Regions from separate parts of the Mus musculus genome. Here region 1 is linked to region 2. A link is a loop called in an ENCODE intact Hi-C map of the cell type or tissue named here. Cell type or tissue: heart. All regions are shown on one strand. Links, peaks and the distances in the headings refer to the core of each region. The heading gives the core; the rest is flanking DNA.

Region 1 (10,205 bases), core at 1,189-9,188, 180 kb before region 2:
AATTCTGTCTCAAGAAACAAAAAGTAGGGGCTGAAGAGATGGCTCAGCCGTTAAGAGCACTGACTGCTCTTCTGAAGGTTGAGTTCAAATCCCAGCAACCACATGATGGCTCACAACCATCTGTAATGAGATCTGACACCCTCTACTGGTGTCTAAAGACATCTATAGTGTACTTATATATAATAAATAAATAAATCTTTAAAGAAAAAAAAAAGAAACAAAAAGTAAACCTGGCAATCTAGAGAAACTGATTCTCAAACAAACAAAACAAATAACATATATGCACATGGACTAAAAATCGGGCTTCTGGTGGGCTAACAAACGATGCCCCCTACTGTATCTTCAAGGATCAGGATTCCATATTGAGTCGCGTACAGAAGGGCGCTGGACACGGGCTGCTTCTACTGCAGAACAAGGCCCCATCGTGGAGCGACGAAAGCGGCGCATACGTACTCAATTTTCACGGTCGCGTCACGCGGGCTTCAGTCAAGAACTTCCAGATAGTGCACCCGGATGAACGTGAGCTGCTAGCAACCCGAAGAAAGATGGGGGATGGGGGCGGAAGGGGGCACTCAAGTACAACTAAGCAGGGTGGCTGCCTCACGGTCGCACGGCCTCTTGGGAAATGTAGTTTATTGAGTTCCTTGCGTTCCCTAGCTTGGTAAGGGTACCGCGAGTGCGGTGTAACAAAAAAGAATTTTAACTAGTTCCTGGTTTGCTCCTCAGCCGACCACCTGGTGCTCCAGTTTGGCCGTGTGGCCCCAAACATATTCACGATGGATTTCCGATATCCTCTTTGCCCGCTCCAAGCCTTCGCCATCTGCTTATCCAGTTTCGATGGGAAACTGGCGTGTGAGTAACTGAATAAAATACCATCCCTCACCAACTCTGTTCTGTGCGTTTGGAGAAAGCTTCACGGCATGCCTCCTCCTTTCTTTTTTAGTTTTTTGATACTCAGTCTGGTCTCCAACAACTATGTAGCTGAGGCTTGCCTTGAACATCCGCTCCTCCTGCTTCCACCCCTGAAGTACTGGGATGACAAAGCACGCGCACCTTTGTGCCTGGCCTTGTCTTTTAACAATAAATCTTTTGACTATTCTTTTTTTAGTTAGTGTACAAAATAATGGGCTTCGTTATAACATAGATGTCGTCGTTGCACCTTGTGTATATATGCCACCCTTCCTTGTCCCTTCAATTTTTTTGAGACAGCCACACTATGTTATGCTTGTCTTGGAACCCAAGCCAGTCTCCTGCCTCAGCTTCCCAGTGCGGAGATTACTTGTGGCACCTTACATAAGGAAGTCCCTTACACAGGACTGTGTTTTAAGAGGGTCTCACTAGATCAAGTTGGTCTTAAACTAAAGTTTGGACACCATTTTTAGCCTCCCCGGAAGCTACCAATAAAGAACACACGTAAGAGTTTATCACTACAAATTAAAAGGCTTTATTTCTTATTCAAATAAATAAATAAATAAATAATAGGAAACTACTCAGGCTTAGCCCCGCCTCCCTCCCAAGTACAGGCTGGGCGAAGGGGTTTCACTGGGAAGGGGAGAGGGTGTGGTCACATCTTGGGTCAAGGGAGTGGCCTCAGAGGAAGAGCGAGGCTCGGACTGTGGAAGAGATGGGTTTCTAAGGCGTGCCCATGCTCTGGCCCTGGAATCAGGGGTAAGGTAGGGACCCAGCTTCTCCTCTGCCTGGGCAATGCGTCGAGCAAAGCGGCTTCGATCTCGTGCAAACTGCTCCCAGGGACCTCGACGGGCAGCTTGGGCTGGTCCTGCCCAGACAGCAAGGAAATGGACTGTGACTTTCTCAGCGAAGTGTACCTGGGGACGGGGACAATAAATAAAAAAGTCTGTCACGCAAAAATGTTTGGTATTTGAATAGTCACCTGCCTGCCCCTCTGATTCACTCTAAGACACAGATGTCCAGGCCACAACTACCACTCTCCCTGCCTCTTACAGGAGATTGCAAGAGAGTGAACACAGCCTTCCCAGCAGAGTTCATATGCAAGAAGTCGCAACCCATGGCTTCCCTGGAGTCTCCGCCTCCAACACACTTCCTTAGGGATTTTCAGGTCCCAGACTCTTCCTCCTCCCGACTCAGAATCTAGGCCCTTTGAATAAATTATATATTAAAGAAAAAAAAAAGGCAGTGTGGAATTCTATTGTAATCCCAGCCCTAGGACTATAAATTCCTGAGCCACAAAGTAAGCGGCTTTAGAATCTAGTCTAACACTCACCTTCCGAGCTTTTAGAGGAATCTCGGGGTCCTGATCCCGGGTGGGGGCTTTGAACAATCTGAGCCGCCTCTGCAGTCGAAGGGGCAGCTTAGGTGCAGCCCAAGGTGATTCTGGCTTCTCTCCGGGTAAATAGAAGGCCACCTGGAAGAGAGGGGGCTCTTCCCCACGTCCCTTGGTCTTCTCTCCTGGTAGACAACGCTGGGGCTGAAGGCAGGGACTCTGGCTTGAGTCAGCTGTTTCTGAGTCACCTGGGGCCACATTCTCACTGTCCTCTTCCTCTTCTGTGTCATCTTCTGTGTCCTCTCCTGGGCGATACACCCAGGCCTTCAGGAAGGGACTTGTATGTGGGGTGGCACCGGTCTGAGCTGTGTCTTCCTCAGCTGAATCCAAATCGCTGTTTTCTTCCTCTGTGTCCTCTCCTGGGCGATACACCCAGGCCTTCAGGAAGGCACTTGTATGGGGGGTGGCACCGGTCTGAGCTGTGTCTTCCTCAGCTGAATCCAAATCGCTGTTTTCTTCCTCTGTGTCCTCTCCTGGGCGATACACCCAGGCCTTCAGGAAGGCACTTGTATGGGGGGTGGCACCGGTCTGAGCTGTGTCTTCCTCAGCTGAATCCGAATCGCTGTCTTCTTCCTCTGTGTCCTCTCCTGGGCGATACACCCAGGCCTTCAGGAAGGCACTTGTATGGGGGGTGGCACCGGTCTGAGCTGTGTCTTCCTCAGCTGAATCCGAATCGCTGTTGTCTTCTTCCTCTGTGTCCTCTCCTGGGCGATACACCCAGGCCTTCAGGAAGGCATTTCCAGTACAGACAAAAGTTGTCTCAGGTCCTCCTTCCTCAGCCTCAGCATTCCGACAAGGGTGACCCTGCCCTGCCCTGTGTGCCTCTACCTTGGCTTCTCCCTCCTGCTTAGGCTTCTCTCTAGAGTAGTACTCCCAGGCTCTGGAGTGGGAGCCTGAAGAAGGAGAGTTGGAGGGGTCAGCCTTGTTTTCTGTTCCTTTTTCTTCCGTGGCTTGATGTTCTGCCTCCCCCAAGAAAGGCACAGGGGTGCTGGGTTTGTATCCCGGAGCTATGGAAGCAGCAGAAGCTTGGTAAGTCTTCACTGTTTCTCCATCCTCTTCATTCTCAGCTGGACCACCCTCCAGCTGTGATGTGGGATAAGCGGGCTCAGCCACTCCCTCTTCTCTAGCCACCACCTCCCCAAGCCTCTTATCAGCCCCTTGCAGGCCAGCGGGCTGTAGTGTGGCCTTGCCAGCTGTGCGTTCCATTTCCTTCTCTCTAAGGTCATCTTGTCCTGGCTTTGCATTGTACTCATCAACATTTGAAAGTCCCCAAGTTTCAGGAGGGGAACTTTCAGCTTCCACAAGGCAGAGCCTCTGGGCTGCTTGACTCTGTTCAGGAGATCCACTTTCTTCAGTCTCCCCATGAGGGAGGAGGTTACCAGAGACAGGGGTAGGTGTCAGCAGAGCCGCAGCTTCTATCTGATCTGCTCCTGTTACTGTTTTTGCCAGCCATGCCTCTGGGACTTCTGGGCCCCTCAGGCGGCTCCAGGCCCGACTGAGCAAGCCCATCAGTGGGGACAGGAGATAGAAGTTGTGGGCGTCCCTCCAGTGCAGGACATGCTGGGGTCTTGGGCTCGGGGCCATGTGTCTGGGCTAGAAAGGGGGGAAATTTGTTTAGAAGTCGCTCTGGGAAACAGTCTCGGGTCACAGCACTGAGTCATGGTAACAAATAGTCACAGCAGCAACACGTGAATGCCTGCCTCGAATTCCAAATAACATTGCTCACACCCAACTCTGCCACTTGGTTAATCTCTCTCAACACCCAAGCTCTACATCCTTAGAACCAAGAGCCCACACTCTTAAACCCTTCCCTTAGCCCCAGTCACAGTTCCTGGCCAGCCCTTCTCAGACCTGTAAGAGTCTGGCTTTTTAGTGACCTTTCGTTCCTCAAGCTTGTGTTCATGCCCCTAAAACCTCCCTCTGCCTACCCCTCGGACCCTGGTTATTCCTCCTGGGGTCCTTCCCTTTATTTGGCGCTATACAGATATTGCCGGTCGAGCCTCCCGGCCCCTTTCCCTTTAAACGAAGAGTGTAGACGTGGGCTCTCCTCTCTCAGACCAAATAAGCCATCTGGGCTTCTGTGCCTTTTCCCCAAACCTGGAATCGCCCTCCAGCTTGCCCCCTCAGATTCCACAACTCTCTCCAGTCTCCTCGCCAGAGAGTCCTCCCTCAAAGGCCGCCCCATCCCCCACTCACCGGCGGGCTGCACGTCACCCCGGGGGCTGAAGCGCCGGTTCTGGTTGCCAAAAGCGATCGTGGGTCCGGACTGCTCGCGAAGCCAGCGGGTTCATGTCGCCCTCAGGCGTGGGGCTCGGGGACGCAATGTTTCACAGGCTGTAGCAAAGGCTGTCCCGGCCGGCAAAGGGATGCGGGGTCGCGCGGGATATCGCATGTAATCTTCCACAAACTCAGAGCTGACTCAATCTGCGCCAACATCGTCCACGCGGCTTTTATACCCTGACGCGGCGCTGTGCTGACGTCACCGGAGAGGCGGGGTCTCGGAAGTCCCTGGGAAAGGTGGAAAGAGGAAAACAACACTGAACTTCTCGCGGAGACTCCGCGCTCTGTGAGGTCACCGCAGCTTCTCAGGCGTGCCCTAGGCTCAATCGAGAGAGCCGTCGATCTCACGTAATTTCCGAGCAAGTACGCGAACCTTATCTGGCAGTCACGTACCGTGCCATTTCCCTTTCCTTTTATTTTCTTTATTTGAGAGGCTGGGACTGGTTTCCATCTCTGTAATCCTCCTGCTACTGTCTCCAGAGTGCTAGGATTAAGGGCGTACACCAAGACTTCCGACCTTTTTTCTCCAAGCAAGAGTGACTTTTTTTTTTTTTTTTTTTTTTTTTTGGAGAGTGGGGGGGGTTCGAAACAGGATTTTTCTGAGTATCCGTGGCTGATCAGGCTGGTAGATCAGGCTGGCTTCAAACTCAATGATCCACCAGCCTCTACCTTCTAAATGTTGGGATTAAAGGTCCCAGCCACCACTCCCCTGTTAGCAATGGATTTTTATTAGAAGACAAAACACCCAATGTTTTTAAATTTTATTTATGTATTTTTTTTAAATGTAGGAGTGGTCTGTCTGCTTGTTTACCTACGTGCTAGAACAGGTCATAAGATCCCATTACAGATGGTTGTGAGCCACCTTGTGGTTACTGAGAATTGAACACAGGACCTCTGGAAGAGCAGCCAGTGTTCTTAACCACTGAGCCATCTCTCCAGCCTTTGTTTGTTTTTCCAAGACTAGTTTCTGGTTGTCCTGGAACACAACTTTGTAGACTAGGCTAGCCTAGAGCTCACTGAGATCCGATTGCCTCGGCCTCCTGATTCCCGGATTAAAGGCTGGTGAGATGGCTCAGAGAACAGTGACAGCCAGGCGTGGCGCACGCCTTTGATCCCAGCACTCAGGAGGCAGAGGCAGGTGGATTTCTGAGTTCGAGGCCAGCCTGATCTACAAAGTGAGTTCCAGGACAGCCAGGGCTATACAGAAAAACCCAGTCTCGAAAAAACAAAACAAAAACAAAAAACCAACACCCCCCCCACCCCCCGCCAGAACAGTGGCTGCTATCTCACACCTCACAGGCAAAAAAAAAAAAAAAAAAGACAAAAACCAAGATTTTCTTTTAATCTTTTTTTTTTTTTTTTTTTTTTTTTTTTTAAATTTTTTTATTTATTTTCTGTACATGAGTACACAGTAGCTGTCTTCAGACACACCAGAAGAGGGCATCAGATCCCATTACAGATGGTTGTGAGCCACCATGTGGTTGCTGGGAATTGAACTCAGGCCCTCTGGAAGAGCAGTGAGTGTTCTTAACCGCTGAGCCATCTCTCCAGCCCCCTTCTTTTAATCTTTATGTGAGTGTTTTCTCTCTCTCTCTCTCTCCCTCTCCCCCTCTCCTCTGTGTGTATATTATATATCATGTCTGTATGGTGTACAAGGAGGTCGGAAGATGGCATCTGATCTTGTAGAACTGGAGTTAAGATGTTTGTGAAGCTCCACATGGAGCAATCTGGGGACTAAATTTGGGTCCTCTGCAAAGAATAGCAAGCACTTAAGCCCTGACCCATCTTTCTGGTCCTTTAGTTGTTTTTGGTGGATCTGTCTGTTTTTTGTCTTGTTTTCAGACAGGGATTTTCAGTATAGCCCTGGCTGCCCTGAAACTCACTCTGTAGGCTAGGCTGGTCTGGAACTCACAGAAATCTACCTGCTGCTTCCTTCTGAGTGCTGAGATTAAAGGCATGTACCACCATGCCTGCCCAGTCTGTCTGTTTTGAACAGGGTCTTACAGTATGTCCACACTGTCCTGGGACTCACAGGGTAAGAATCTTGGGCAATTCTCTTCCTGTGTACAGAGGAGCATCAACCTCTTCTGAGGTCTGCCCTCATGGACCCTCCTTCTTCTATGTCTATTTTTTTTTTTTTTTTTTTTTTTTAGTGCACGTTTCTGTTTTCTTTTTTTTTGTTTTTGTTTTTGTTTTTTGTTTTTTGTTTTTTGTTTTTTGTTTTTGTCTTTGGACAGGGACCTGTGTTGTATTCCAGAAGTGCCTGGAACTTACTATGCAATCTGGGCTGAACTGAACCCGTGTAGGCCAGCTGCCCCGAACACTCAGCAGTCCTACCCAGTGTGGAGGTTACAAGAGAGTGACCTCAACACAGTGTGGAGAACCCTGCTAAACAGACTCTCTGTCTTCACAGGCAGGCATCTGCATTTTTTGAATTTGTACAAAGGTTCTGCTTTTATAATTTGAATTTCTGATTGTCCTGCATTCTCATGGGAGTGGGGGACCTCTGTTCAAATCCCAGATATAGATCCAGAGACCCAATTCCAGCCTTTTCCTCCTGGTGTGTGTGTTTGTGGAGAAGGGGGGAGGGGAGGGGAAGGAAGGAAAGGGAGGGAAGGGAAGGGAAGGGAAGGGAAGGGAAGGGAAGGGAAAAGAAAAGAAAGGAAAGGAAAGGAAGGAAAGGAAAGGAAAGGAAGGAAAGGAGAGGAAGGAAAGGGAGGAGAAGAGAAGAGAAGAGAAGAGAAGAGAAAAGTGTGTGTGTGTAGCCTGTGTGTTGTGTTTCTTTCTGGGGATGGATCCCAGGGCCTCACACCTCACACACACTGGGCAGTGCGCTCCTGGAGTTACTCTCTGAGCTCCTCATTTAGTGCTTTCTTCCTCAAAATGCACTGAGGCTCCACACCTCTCTTATAATGGGTTATCAGTCTGATCTGAGGGAAACATTTCAAACTGGCCACTTAACTCTGCCCTTGCCAGAACCCAACACTTCTAAGGCTGCCTCATCCTCCAGGACCGGTGCTGACCACTGCTGCCCCACTTGGTCAAGGCCATACTTGTGGACCGTGAGTCCTTACTTCTAACTCGTATCTTCCCAGGCTCCCACCAGCTAAGCTCTCTCCTAGCCTTCCCAGGTTTTGGGAATTGGAGATGCCATTTTTTTCTTGGGGGGGGGGGGGTTGGTTTTTTCAAGACAGGGTTTCTCTGTGTAGTCCTGGCTGTCATGGAACTCTCACTCTGTAGACCAGGCTGGCCTAGAACTCAAGGAGATGCCATTCTTTGAAAGACCTAGGACACCTCTCTCGAAGGTACCAGGAGCTCAGAACCCCAGTAACAACAAACCCATTCTGCCCTGGGGTTGCAGCCCCTCTCCAAACATAGAGGAGTCCCAGCCACAGCTTAGGGGAGCCCAATCCCTCGCTTAGCTGTGGGGGCAGCTGAGCCAGGGGTCAAGTTGTAGTGGGGAGGCCAGAAGAGGCGGGGATAGCCAGGATTGGGAGGGGAGCCGGCAGCGTGGGCGGCTGCCAGAGAGAGGGAGAGCCCAGCAGAGAGGAAAGAGAAACTGGGAGAGGGAGGAAGAGAAAAAGTGAGGAAGAGAACTTGAAAAGGAAAGGAAACAGATGTGTCTGGTCAGGGAGACAGAGGAAGAGACTAGAGTGTGGAAAGCGGAAGTAGAAGAGTGGAATGAAGTGGGGAGGGGGCAGGGGAAGTGATTAGACAGCAGCAGCAAGGTAGGGAGAGGGACTGGGAGAGGTGACATAGGCAGGGGTGGAGGAGAGGGGTAGAGAGAGAGAGAGGGAGAGAGACAGAGAGACACAGGGGGGAGACAGAGAGACACCGAGAGAGACAGGGGTGGGGGGGGAGAGGGAGAGAGACAGAGACACAGAGAGAGACAGACACAGAGATAGACAGAGATGCAGGGGAGAGACAGAGAGAGGGAGAGAAAGAACTCACAAGTGAGACAGAGAAGAAAGCAGATATCAGGTGAAGAGGGAGACCATTCTGAGAGGCACAAAAAGAGGTGGTGACAGATCCTGTCACCAGGACACCAGAACTGGGTAAGTCCCTGGCTGGGCGGGGAGGGACTTGCCTGGATGCCCATTCCTGGTGTATTGGGGAGATGGTTTGGGGGTTCATGAGGGAAGTCCAGGACAGGTAGCTCAGGCGCCCTGATGGAGGCAGGGATTGGAATTCTTATGCATAGAGGGGGTCACATTCCTGGCCAGTATTCAGTGGGCAAGAATAAAGGAGTCCCTATTCTATGGCCTGGCTGCAGACAGCTGCCCCCCCCCCCCCCCGCAGCTGCCAAGCCGCCCACCTCTCTTGGCATTGCTCTTGGTATGTGATCCCTGGCCATGGCCTCCCCCAGCCCCTCAGTCCCCAAACAACCGTTTCTTTCTCCCCAGCCTCCTCTGACCTTCCAGCCCTGACCCAACTCTGTCCTCAGCCTCCATCAGTGGAGAGACACAGCCCCCTTTTCTTTTTCCCCCAAGTTCTCCATGGAGCAGGGCCGACCCCGGAGCAGCCTCAGCCTGGCCAGCAGTGCTTCCACCGTCTCCTCTCTGAGTAGCCTGAGCACCAAGGTCCTTCCATGCTTCTGGGGGGATGGGGAGAGGGGGGCTCTGGGCTGTCCTGTCCCATTACCTAGCTGTGAGTTCTGTGCCATCTCTGAGGCACAGAGAGTCCTCACTGAGGACTGCAGTGGTGGAGGACCAGGGTCCTTACTGGTTGGGTTTGCTAGACTGGTCCCAAGTTGAGCATCAGCTGCAGCCGGGAATTTGGAGAGATTCCCAGCTCTGTCCCCACCCCTCTCAGTCTTCCTAATTCTAAGCCAGAAGAACAAATAAACCCAGACTGAGAAGAGATGATTATTCTTGACTGGACTAGGGGACTTCCTTTTCAGTCTATAACCATGGAACCCACCCACTTATAACCAGATGTGGTGGTTCACAACGGTAATCCAATATGGGCAGGAACATCCAAAGTTCAAGGCTATCTTTGGCTACATATCAAGTTAGAGGCTAGGTAAGACCCTGTCTCAAGCAAGACAACAAGAACCCAAGCCGGAGCTAGCTGTGGCTTTAATCTCAGTGCAGAGGCAGGCCAACCTTGGAGGGTTTGAGAATAGCCTTGTCTACTTAGTAAGTTCCAGGACAGCTAGAGCTGCATAGACCCTGTCTTGAAAAACAAAAGCAAACAAGCAAACAAACAAAAGACAAAAACCAGGCTGCAGATAGCGACATCATTCACATTCCAACATTCAAGAAATAGAGCAGGAAAAGGATCAGATAGTCAAGGCTAGCTTTGCCTACGTAGTGATTTGGGGATAACCTGGGCTATATAAACATCACCCAGGACAAAATTTGCCTTACTCCCTTAAGTTCAGAGACTGAACAGATTTGTTTCCAGCCTACTCCCAAGGAGGGGTGGTCCAAGACCGCTTGTTCAGGGGGTGTGTCCATAGGTGACCCCCCCCCCCCCGGAAGTGAAGGATGAGAAATCCCTCTCTCCCCACCCCGCAGCATCAAAGGCATCCTTCTACCATGGCTTCCTTCTAGAAATGTCCTCTGTGGGGAGCCTCCTGGTGTGGATTGCAGAGGTTCTCTGGCAGGTCTGCCTGTGGGAG
Region 2 (10,205 bases), core at 696-8,695:
AGAGGGACCCGGGGCCGGCGAGGGCGATCGCAGCTTCGGGAGGTAGAGCGAGTGCAGGGAGCGGGCCCAGGCGGGCGGAGGAGTGAGCGTCAAACGGGCTCTGGGGTACACGGTCCCAGCCCCTGTATCCCGGGAGCTGGGGCTCCCGTTCTGGTGACAGCCAGGCTGGAAGTCCCAAGAGGAGGGGAGGGAAGAGCTAGGGGGTCGGGCGCTGGGAAAGGGTCGCTCCGAGGCCTCTTGGATGGGGGGTGCCGCTCGCCTGAGCGCCCCTCAAGCGCTGGTACTCTGGGCCGCACTGGGAGCGGCAGGTAAGACCTGGGGGTCCTGGCAGCATCCTCTGAGGGAGGGACAGGGTGGGGTGCCTAGGAGAGGGATGCAGCTGCTCTCTTCCCAGCTCACATCGGACCTGCACCTGATCCCGAGGACTGGTGGAGCTACAAGGAGAATCTCCAGGGAAACTTCGTGCCAGGTGCAAACAGGGTGGAGACCCAGAGCCCGACCCCATATCCCTAGGCGCCGTTTTTCCTAGGCTCAGGAGTCTGGGTCCTCGATCTTCTCATCTTCCATAGGACCAAAGCTCCCAGCCCCTGCCTTCTTCCCTCAGGAGTGGGGCCCAGCCTCTGAACCTCAGCGGCTCACCATGGGACATTATACATGCGCATTTCAAGTAGTGAGTGGGAGTGAGTGCAAGGAAAGTGTGGGGGTGGAGAAATGTGTGTGTTTGCAGCCATAGACAGGTCCTATTCCTGCTGGAAGGCACACACTCGGTAGCTCGGGTCCCTGTCCCGCCCCCTCGCCCGGGGCTTCGAAGTCCTCTTTTATAACTCTTCTCCCCTAATATTCTTATCCAGCTGTGGGACCTGGGAGACTAAAAGAACTACAACTCCCATGGGGCTACGGGGCAGGCCGGAGATTGATGAGTTGTTTTCACCCCTGAGGCTTACTGGGAGTTGTAGTTCTGTTTTCACATAGCCCTTTTAAAGATGGGAACAAGGCTTGGAGCAGTTATGAGCTCCTAGGAAGGGATTCCAAAATTCTTCGAGGAATCAGGATTCTGGCTCTCATGTTCTTTCTCTCTTAGACCCAAAGCTCCTGATTTCCTCCCTCGTTTTCTTCCTTCAGCTGGGGTTATCCCTGCCCCAATCCACACAGCAGGTCCTGCCTGGAATCCAGCCTATTTCTGTTCCCATAGGGCCTCCCTTCTGGGGCCTGGTGAACGCTGCCTGGAGCCTGTGCGCTGTGGGGAAGCGGCAGAGCCCCGTGGATGTGGAGCTGAAGCGGGTTCTTTATGACCCTTTTCTGCCCCCGCTCAGACTCAGCACCGGGGGAGAGAAGGTAAGCTTTGCAGTGGGGCGGGTCTAAGCAGAGGGGACCTGGGCTGAGGTGGATGGCGAACCATGGGGAATAAATAGTTACTCTCTGAAGATCACCCGGCCTGCCCTTTCCCACTGCTTTCCTCAGCTTCCCAATGTCTACCCAAGCAGTGAAAACAGAAGACAACTCATGCCAAGCATTGAAAAGACTAAACAAACCCACTCATCTTCACAATAACCTACTATCTTTTTAGCTTTCTTTTATGGACCAGAGAGTTTATGTTACTTGCCTGGGGTCACACAGCCATCCGGCCAAGTGACATGGTCTCAGTGTCTGTACTCAGGAAGCTCTCTGCAGTACCCATTTCTGTAGAAGCGCTGGCACCATGAGCCAGAAGCCCCAGCGTCATTTTCTCCGCCGTACCCCAGTGCCTCAGGCCGGCTTTCTCACTAGGCTCGCGGGGTCCTGTCCACCATTGTCCTCTCCCATCCGGTCCTCCTGCTCGGCCTTCAGCTCTGTGTCCTGCAGTCCAGCCAACCAAAGCCCCCCACCCCCTTGTGGAGTTCACCATCATCCCTACCACCCAAAGACTGAGGCAGGGGGAGGGACGATTCAAAGCCTCCCTGTCTCAAAAAGCCAACAACAACAACAACATAAACTATGGCAAATCCCCATAACTGCCCACGAGACCTCAAATCGGGGCTAGGAGTATTTTTTTGTTTGTTTTTCTTTTTTCTTTCTTTTTTTTTTTTTTGTTGTTGTTGTTGTTTGAGACAGGGTTTCTCTGTATAGCCCTGGCTGTCCTGGAACTCACTTTGTAGACCAGGCTAGCCTTGAACTCAGAAATTCGCCTGCCTCTGCCTCCCAAGTGCTGGGATTAAAGGTGTGTGCCACCACTGCCCGGCAGTTCAGTACTTGTTAACTGAATTAAGACACCAGTGTTAAGCACCTCAAAAGATATGGTCTGAGCCTGGGGAGTAGCTGATGCCCAAGCTATATTAGATAATCGTTGGACTTGGGGAATAAGAGTGGAGGATGGGAGAGGTTCCTCTCCCTGTGTCCCCCAATAGTTTATACCTCTCCTGCAGCTCCGGGGAACCTTGTACAACACTGGCCGCCATGTCTCCTTCCTACCTGCATCCCGACCTGTGGTCAACGTGTCTGGGGGTCCCCTTCTTTATAGCCACCGACTCAGTGAACTGCGCCTGCTATTTGGAGCTCGAGATGGTGCCGGCTCTGAACACCAGATCAACCATGAAGGCTTCTCCGCTGAGGTGGTGACCCCTCACCTGACCCTCCAACACTAGATCACCCTGGTTTCTTAGCTTATGCTTCAACCCATCCTGCTACTCAGGGCCGCCTCTCCCTACCCTAAGTACTAATTCCTGGTGCGGTTCTGGACACCAAAGCCCTGAGAGTTGAAACCATCTATCGTCTCTGAATCTTCCGCTAAGAAACCCTTCTCTGTGCCTCCTCTTCCACCCCAGGTGCAGCTAATCCACTTCAACCAAGAACTCTATGGGAACCTCAGTGCTGCCTCAAGGGGCCCCAACGGCCTGGCCATTCTCAGCCTCTTTGTCAATGTGAGGGAGGCAAGGAGGGCAACTGGCTTCCAGGGTGTGAGGGACAGGGAGGCTGGGAGGCTAGCCTGGGGTGGTGGGTCTTTGTGGAGCAGGTCTGGGCTGCCGTCTCCCTCGCCTCGTGCCTCCTGCGTAGGTGGCTGGCAGTTCCAACCCATTCCTCAGTCGCCTCCTCAACCGGGACACTATCACCCGAATCTCCTACAAAAGTAAGTCCCCCAAGCTAGGGGTGGCGTCCCCAGTTCCTAGGAAGGCTGAGGAAGGAGGGTGGGCTACAGAGTAAGTTCAAGGTCAGCCTGGGCTACTTAGCAAGAGCCAGGGTGACAACAGAAAGGGAAGAGTGGTTGGAGATGATGCAGCTTGGTCACGAGCGCCTGGTCAGAATCTCCCGGTGAGGGGCTGGGGGCCTGGTGCAGTGGTACCTGCCTAGCATGTCCGAAGCCTTACATTCAGTCTCCATACGACAACAGACATAACTAAGTCCCTGTGCATTATCTGGGACCCCCTTTTACGCTGACTTGATGTCTGCGCAGATGATGCCTACTTTCTTCAAGACCTGAGCCTGGAGCTCCTGTTCCCAGAATCCTTCGGCTTCATCACCTATCAGGGATCTCTCAGCACTCCTCCGTGCTCTGAGACTGTCACCTGGATCCTCATCGACAGGGCTCTCAATATTACCTCCCTCCAGGTGACTGACACCCCCACCCCCCCCCACCCCCGTGTGTGCATGCTACTCCTGTCCTGAGCACCACCCCGGTCCACTCACCCGTGGTTTCTCTTGAGGCAGATGCACTCCCTGAGACTCCTGAGCCAGAATCCCCCCTCCCAGATCTTCCAGAGCCTCAGTGGTAATGGCCGGCCCTTGCAGCCCCTGGCCCACAGAGCCTTGAGGGGCAACAGGGACCCCCGGCATCCCGAGAGGCGCTGCCGAGGCCCCAACTACCGCCTGCATGGTATGCTTAGTGTGTCCCCTCCTTCTCCACGTCCTGATAGTCTGCACTTATTCCCAGTGGTTGTCTCAGTGTGATACATCCCTTGTCCTTTCTCACCTCTCCATATGGAACAGCCTGCTGCAGCCCACCCCTCTTTGCAGCTTAGTCTAAGGCCTGACACCCTGTTTTCCTTGTGGTACAATTACATACTGGTCCATGCCCTCTGCCTACTGTTACTTGCCAAGATGGTACGGTCCAGGTCACCTGTTTACAAATGGTATGACCCTACTTAGAGCTGTAGTCTTTCTGCTATTCCCTTTCTGAGAATCAGCGTGGTACAATCCCTCTGTCTTTCTTACTGCCACTGTGGCTCGGCCCCGGGAAATCGGTTAGTTTCTTGTCTGGTTTCTCAACATGGTACAGCCCAGAAGACCATATCCTCTCCATGTACCTTTATGCAAACCAGCCTATTCTGCACGTCCCATGTGGCCTTCTTCCCTCCCTACATGGTCTGGTCCAGGAGCTGATCATTCCCCCAACTTGGTATATTCCATTCCCCCTTAGCAGCCTGACTAGTAGAGTCCTATGTGCTCAGCTCCCACACCCCTCAAGCCGGTGCTTCCCTTTGCAGTGGACGGTGGTCCTCACGGTCGCTGAGACTCCCCAACGAGGATTACGCCCGCCTGTTCTGAGTTTCCTCACCAGGGGAGGGGATTCACCCCAAAACAAAGCTATTAAAAGGACTGAATGTTTCCGGTTTCTCGGTGGTTTATCAGTCGCGATTGAGGAACATCTAGATATTAAAAAAAAAAAATCCTTCCCGAAGCCCACTTCTTTCTGCCTTAATCTGCTCTAATTGATGTTCTGCTTTTTTTCCTCAATGAGTCTGTGAACACTCGGCTCCTTTAAGAGGTACCCCTCTTGCCCCACACCCGCATCCGATAGCACGCGCAAAGCCATGTGCTTCCCCCTTCTTCCTGCCTCATTGGCCCGAAGTGGGTCACGGTCCCGCCTCCAGCGCCTCCTCCCATTGGCCAAATATAGGTCAGTGTCCCGCCTTCTTCCAAAAGGCGAGGCAACTACACAAGTTCAGCCCCTCACGCGCCTCCAGGGTCTTGGCATATCCCTTCATCTCATTGGCTGAGCGTCTCAAGGGCTCGAGACGTGATTGGTTCTTGCCAGAAGCCGGAGGAAGGCACGCGGCTGGGGTGCATGGCCCAAGTGGAGGGAGGGGGCCCGGAGGAGGGGCGCGCGCTCTGGCGTCCGGTGTTTTGGTTTAGATTTTTTTTTTTCCGCGAAAGAAGTTTGCTTTGGCCACGCCTCAAGGCTGCCACCTCCTCCTGCCCCCTCCTCCGCCCCTGGGTGCACACCTCTGGGTGCAGATTGCAAAGCTCCTTTCTTTGCGAGAAGTGCAAAATTGGCTAGAGCCAGAGACTCGCCCACTTGGTACAGAAGGAGCGCGCGCCTGTGTCCCTTGGGGACCCACAGTTGCAAAGAGACAGCTGCTTGATTTGGTCACCCACTCGCCCAGACTATAGGAGCCTCCCGGGACAGTCTTTGAGTTGCACCTTTCTGCAGAACTGACTGGTTGAACCCCCGCAGCGCTCTTAGGATTTGAAGCGTCCTGATCCTGGAGGCTTGCACGCCGCGCTCTCCCGACTCTGGGACACATTCGCCCGAACCACTGGAGTGTGCGGGTGACTGACATATCATCTCATCTCTTCGACTCTCCATGAGCTCATGAACCTGGGAGCAGGTCCACGGCAATGGCGCGGCCTCTGAGCGACAGGACCCCGGGCCCCCTGCTGCTGGGTGGCCCGGCTGGGGCCCCCCCTGGCGGGGGAGCGCTGCTTGGGCTGAGGAGCCTTCTGCAGGGAAACAGCAAGCCCAAAGAACCGGCCAGCTGTGAGTTCTAGTCCCACTGTGTTAGGGACTCAACTGTTGGGGTGGTGGTCCACGGCACCTATCAGCTAGGTGTCCCATCTTTGCTAGTCTTCATTAGGTCACTTAGGTCTTCCAGTCCATCAGCCTCCAGGACCAAATCTGACGCCTGGAGGGCCTAAGGGTCAAGTCCCTGGAGTGTTCCTACTTGAGGACAGAGTTTAGGTGCCAGACCCCTCTTTCTTTCCTTTGGCCTCAGAGTCTGGACCCCTGGAGTCCTAGGGGAAGGGAGGGGGTGTGTCGGATGCTCACACGGTGCAGACACGGGCTTGGGCGGGGCCTCGCAGGGTCACATGGAAACTAGGGATGAGGAATGTGCCTGAGCAGTGGAGCCCCTTCCAGCCCCAACAGACTGTGGGGGAGGGGATGAGGGTGCTGGGGGTGGGAGAATTACTGAGCTGTCACTTTTTCTTTCTCACCTGCCCAACCTTTCACCCACCCTGTCACTAAACCCTTCTTTCTAAACTTCCATCCTCGTTCTCTGGGTCGCTTGTGCTTGTGTTTCTTAATCCCCTCCCGGGCCCCTAACCCTATCCTTCTGTATACTTTTGCCTTTTCCCCCTCTCCGGGTCCCCGTCTCCCTGACCCTCTATTGCTGGGGCCTTGTTCTCTTTTCTCTCTGGGTCTCCCCAAGCCCCGTCTTTATCCCTCTCTTCTTTTTCTGGGTTCTCTCCCTGCCTGTACCCACCTCCCTGGGTCTTTGCCCTACGGCTCCCGTCTCCTCACTTCTCTGTATCTCCGCCATATCTCTAACTTGGGGTCCCTCCTGTGTCCCTCCACCCCATCCGGTCTCTCCCTGGCCTACAGGTCTCCTGAAGGAAAAGGAGCGCAAGGCAACTCTGCCCTCAGCCCCCGTCCCGGGACCCGGCCTGGAAACGGCGGGCCCAGCCGATGCCCCGAGTGGGGCCGTTAGTGGCGGTGGGTCCCCTCGGGGGCGCTCAGGGCCTGTGGCTGGCCCGAGTCTTTTTGCGCCGCTGCTGTGGGAACGCACTTTGCCTTTCGGGGACGTGGAATACGTGGACCTGGACGCCTTCTTGCTGGAGCACGGGCTACCGCCGAGCCCGCCGCCCCCCGGGGGCCTGTCGCCGGCACCCTCTCCAGCGCGCACTCCCGCGCCCTCCCCCGGGCCCGGCTCTTGCAGCTCCTCTTCCCCCCGCTCCTCGCCCGGGCACGCCCCCGCGCGGGCCACTCTGGGAGCCGCCGGCGGCCACCGCGCAGGTGCGGCGAAGGGGCGGGGCTGTCGGGCAGGGCGGGGCCTCGCGACACTTTTGGAAGTCTGCCCAATGAGATGCTGCGATCCTTTAGGGGACTTGGGTCCCCAAATGCGAAAGGATTATTCACTGAGAGGCAGTATTCTTCTCTAAGACAAGTTTCCTCATGTTCTTGGAGCCAAGACTAGAAACTTAGAACACCTTAGTTAACTGGAGAGTACTATCTCCAGAGTCTGGGTCCAGAATTTTGGGAAACGAGATGGGACTGGACTTCAAGGACACCAAAAATGGGAGCGAGCAGGCCAGAGCGGGGTACTACGTTCCCGGATCCTACACACGCACACACCCCATTCCCCAAGTGGATGGTGTTGCATCCTGCCTCCCAGTCTTGCAGAAGAGAATATCGGGATCCCTCTTCTGGCTTCTACAGAGGAGCTTTCCCATGTCCCTGTGTTGGGGACCTAGGATCTCAGAACTGTGGGAATCTGGATGGCAAAGAGCTTGGCAGGCCGGTTCTCCCACGATCCTCCCCCATAGCGCGGGATGGGTGGGTAGAATCATTGTAGATGTTGGAGCTGAGACCAAAAGGAACAAGAAGGGAGGCGACCCCAATCAAGACAAGGAGTCTCGATGTGGGACGCCTGGGTACACCTGTCCCTGATCCGACCTCCAGGCAAAAACCAGTGCTGCACATTCCCTCGCCACGTGAGTCCGCCTTCCTAGCTGCGCGCACGCGCTCTCACGCGCGAGGAGGCGGGGCCGGGAACGTGCGGGTGCTTGGTTGGGGAGGAGGGGAAAGGGGAAGCTGTAGGCCACACGTGATGCGGCCCTGAACTGGTGTCCTCGGCTGACCCGGGCTTATTTGTTCTTAAAGACACAGGACTCAACCTTTTTTAGCCAGGCTCTTGAAACTTCCATCACTCCTAGGAGTGCTGGTCTAACAGGTCTAAGCTCTGAGAAAGGGTTCAGTAAGTAGGACTCGGACACAGCAGTGGGAACAAAACACTGAGTCTGAAGTTTAGAGGTTTTAGAAGATTCACGGGATATTTAAGGCCAGTCATTTCTGCCTTACAATGATAGAATTGCCTTCCGGTGGCAAAGCATCTTTGTCACAGGGTTTATGCCTGACAGGATTTGTGTTAAGACAGCAGAAAAAACCTGTTCTGTGGTGGATAAGCTTGGCGGAGCGGTGCTCTGAGAACGCAGACCTCGAACTACTCACACATTCAAGCGATAACGTATTTCTCTAGGCTTGACATCTAGGGACACACCCAGTCCTGTGGACCCAGACACCGTGGAGGTGCTAATGACCTTTGAACCTGATCCCGCTGATCTCGCCCTGTCAAGCATTCCAGGCCATGAGACTTTTGACCCTCGGAGACACCGCTTCTCAGAGGAGGAACTGAAGCCTCAACCAATCATGAAGAAGGCAAGGAAAGTCCAGGTGCCTGAGGAACAGAAGGTGAGCGCGCCCAGATGTGGGCCTTGGCCTTGCTCAAAGCTGAGGGAAGCTTCTCTCTCTGGGGAGGAGGTCTCAGAGCTTCGTGGCCTGTAGGCATAGCCTAGCTCATGAGGCTTCTGGGGACAAGTTTTGTCCTAAGAGTCAAGTCTCCCTGTGCACAAGGGCTCAGGTTCCAAGAGGCTCTGCTGCCAATTACAGCTCTCATTGGCTGTCCCATCGGCCTGCTGCTCAGCGGCTGGCCTCGCTGGAGCTGCTCTTTGGCTTTCAACCTGAAACATCTGTAGAACTGCCTCTGCCTTGGTGCAGACTTGACCATCCAGGGACCTGGAAGTCATCCTTTACCGGCCATATTCTAATTTGTGGGGATTTCAGCAGCAAACACCTTTTTCTAGCATTCTGGTTTTGCTCTGAGGTCTCTCATGTCTTTGCCATGGCCTTGTATGCATCATAGCCATTCCAACATCTAGTTCCATCTAAGAAACCTATTCCATGCGAGTGGTTTTCTTCTGCTACAGAGCTCAGCTGTTGCTAGGAGATGGATGTGTCCTAACAAGCTGGAGCCTTTAATTAAGAGGGAGCCTAGGGAAGCATCTTTTCCAGCTGGGTGAAGGACCCATGGTATGATCCTCAGGGGAAGCCTCAGCCCCCAACTCTTCCATCAGTCAGATACGGAATGGCTCCCTGACCTCAGTTCAAGGGTAGAGGCTGCGGCTACTTACAGCTCATGTTTACTTTCTGATGAGATGCGGTTGCCTTGGCAACCAGGACACCAAACCCCATCACTAGGGGAGCTATCCAACCTTTCCTTAGCAACCAGGATCTGGAAAGGTGATGTCTAGAGCAGTGTACACTTCAGTGAGATAACCCCCCCAGACCGTGAAGGCCTCGTTGCTAGGTAACAAACATCCATAGCAACCGGCTTTCCATGGGTCCTTGTCAAGTGGGGAGTCTTGCTCTGTCTGCACAGTGGAGAATTTGAAGACCAGCTTTTTTCACATGTGCACCTGGAATCTATTTATTCTCTACCTTTCCGCCAGAGACCTGTTCTTAGCAACCAGAGCAGTAGACAACAGAAGTTTGGGTTTCTGTCCCAGCAAAGACCAATAGCCCTTAGGCCTCACTGCTGTACAGAATCAGATATGCAGAGTTCCTTTTGTTGTATCTCAGTGCCCCTTTCACCCCTCCACCCTCAGGATGAGAAGTACTGGAGCCGGAGGTACAAGAACAATGAAGCAGCCAAGAGGTCGAGAGATGCAAGAAGACTCAAGGAGAACCAGATATCTGTGCGGGCTGCCTTCCTGGAGAAGGAAAACGCCCTGTTGCGGCAGGAGGTGGTGGCTGTGCGGCAGGAGCTGTCCCACTACCGTGCTGTGCTTTCACGCTACCAGGCCCAGCATGGGACACTGTGAGGCCACCTCCACCCTGCCAGGGCAGAGTCCTGTTCCTTGCTCAGACTTACACCTGACTTCCTCCTTGTCCCATGGCCAGTGGTCTGGCCAGCTAGGTGCCCGAAGAACGTCATGATGCAGACAAATACATTTATATTTTTAAGAAAAAGCTAGCCTTCCCCCACCTCCCTTGTGGGGGTGGGGAGGGTCCTGTGTGTGCTCTTAGCATGTTGGGGAACCCATCCATCCAACCGCCTCCATCAACACAATCCTGAATAAATCTTGAGAACCCGGGAGCCAGCTGTTGTGGCGGACAAAGCAGCTACTGGCTCTGACTCAAGGCTGCATCCAAGCTGGGTGCTGCTGCTACCCTTATA

The links. A loop is a pair of places that touch in the nucleus more often than their neighbours do. Peaks named below come from ENCODE experiments on the same cell type or tissue, not always from the same donor. Only the 100,000 strongest peaks of a DNase experiment are listed, where the experiment ranks them.
Region 1: a loop joins it to region 2, with 2.5 times the contacts of the local background. A loop is called at or near these places in 1 of 42 quality-filtered maps.

The regions. Positions count from the first base shown.
Region 1 is chr7:45,521,497-45,531,701 of GRCm38, forward strand. Ppp1r15a (protein phosphatase 1, regulatory subunit 15A) reads right to left here and starts at 4,772. Exons shown (of 3, transcript NM_008654.2): 1 at 4,499-4,772; 2 at 2,243-3,895; 3 at 1,421-1,826. The coding sequence starts at 3,886. The coding sequence ends at 1,497. Plekha4 (pleckstrin homology domain containing, family A (phosphoinositide binding specific) member 4) reads left to right here and starts at 8,103. Exons shown (of 20, transcript NM_001381849.1): 1 at 8,103-8,637; 2 at 9,073-9,162. The coding sequence starts at 9,079. It overlaps Tulp2 (tubby-like protein 2), which reads left to right. Exons shown (of 13, transcript NM_008807.3): 12 at 348-519; 13 at 727-891. The coding sequence ends at 860. In heart, for the core only: a CTCF peak has its summit at 5,444 (motif pointing left); DNase peaks (open chromatin) are centred at 3,445, 3,705, 4,775, 8,065 and 4 weaker places; H3K4me3 peaks cover 4,791 bases; H3K27ac peaks cover 5,545 bases.
Region 2 is chr7:45,700,032-45,710,236 of GRCm38, forward strand. It overlaps Car11 (carbonic anhydrase 11), which reads left to right. Exons shown (of 9, transcript NM_009800.4): 1 at 1-308; 2 at 395-469; 3 at 1,193-1,335; 4 at 2,403-2,588; 5 at 2,802-2,897; 6 at 3,031-3,103; 7 at 3,428-3,582; 8 at 3,682-3,847; 9 at 4,458-4,640. The coding sequence starts at 242. The coding sequence ends at 4,483. Dbp (D site albumin promoter binding protein) reads left to right here and starts at 5,216. Exons shown (of 4, transcript NM_016974.3): 1 at 5,216-5,731; 2 at 6,575-6,985; 3 at 8,229-8,440; 4 at 9,634-10,172. The coding sequence starts at 5,593. The coding sequence ends at 9,849. It overlaps Sphk2 (sphingosine kinase 2), which reads right to left. Exons shown (of 7, transcript NM_203280.3): 7 at 9,432-10,205. In heart, for the core only: CTCF peaks have their summits at 5,654 and 6,936; DNase peaks (open chromatin) are centred at 4,920, 6,040, 6,980, 7,710 and 8 weaker places; H3K4me3 peaks cover 5,956 bases; H3K27ac peaks cover 6,107 bases; H3K27me3 peaks cover 192 bases.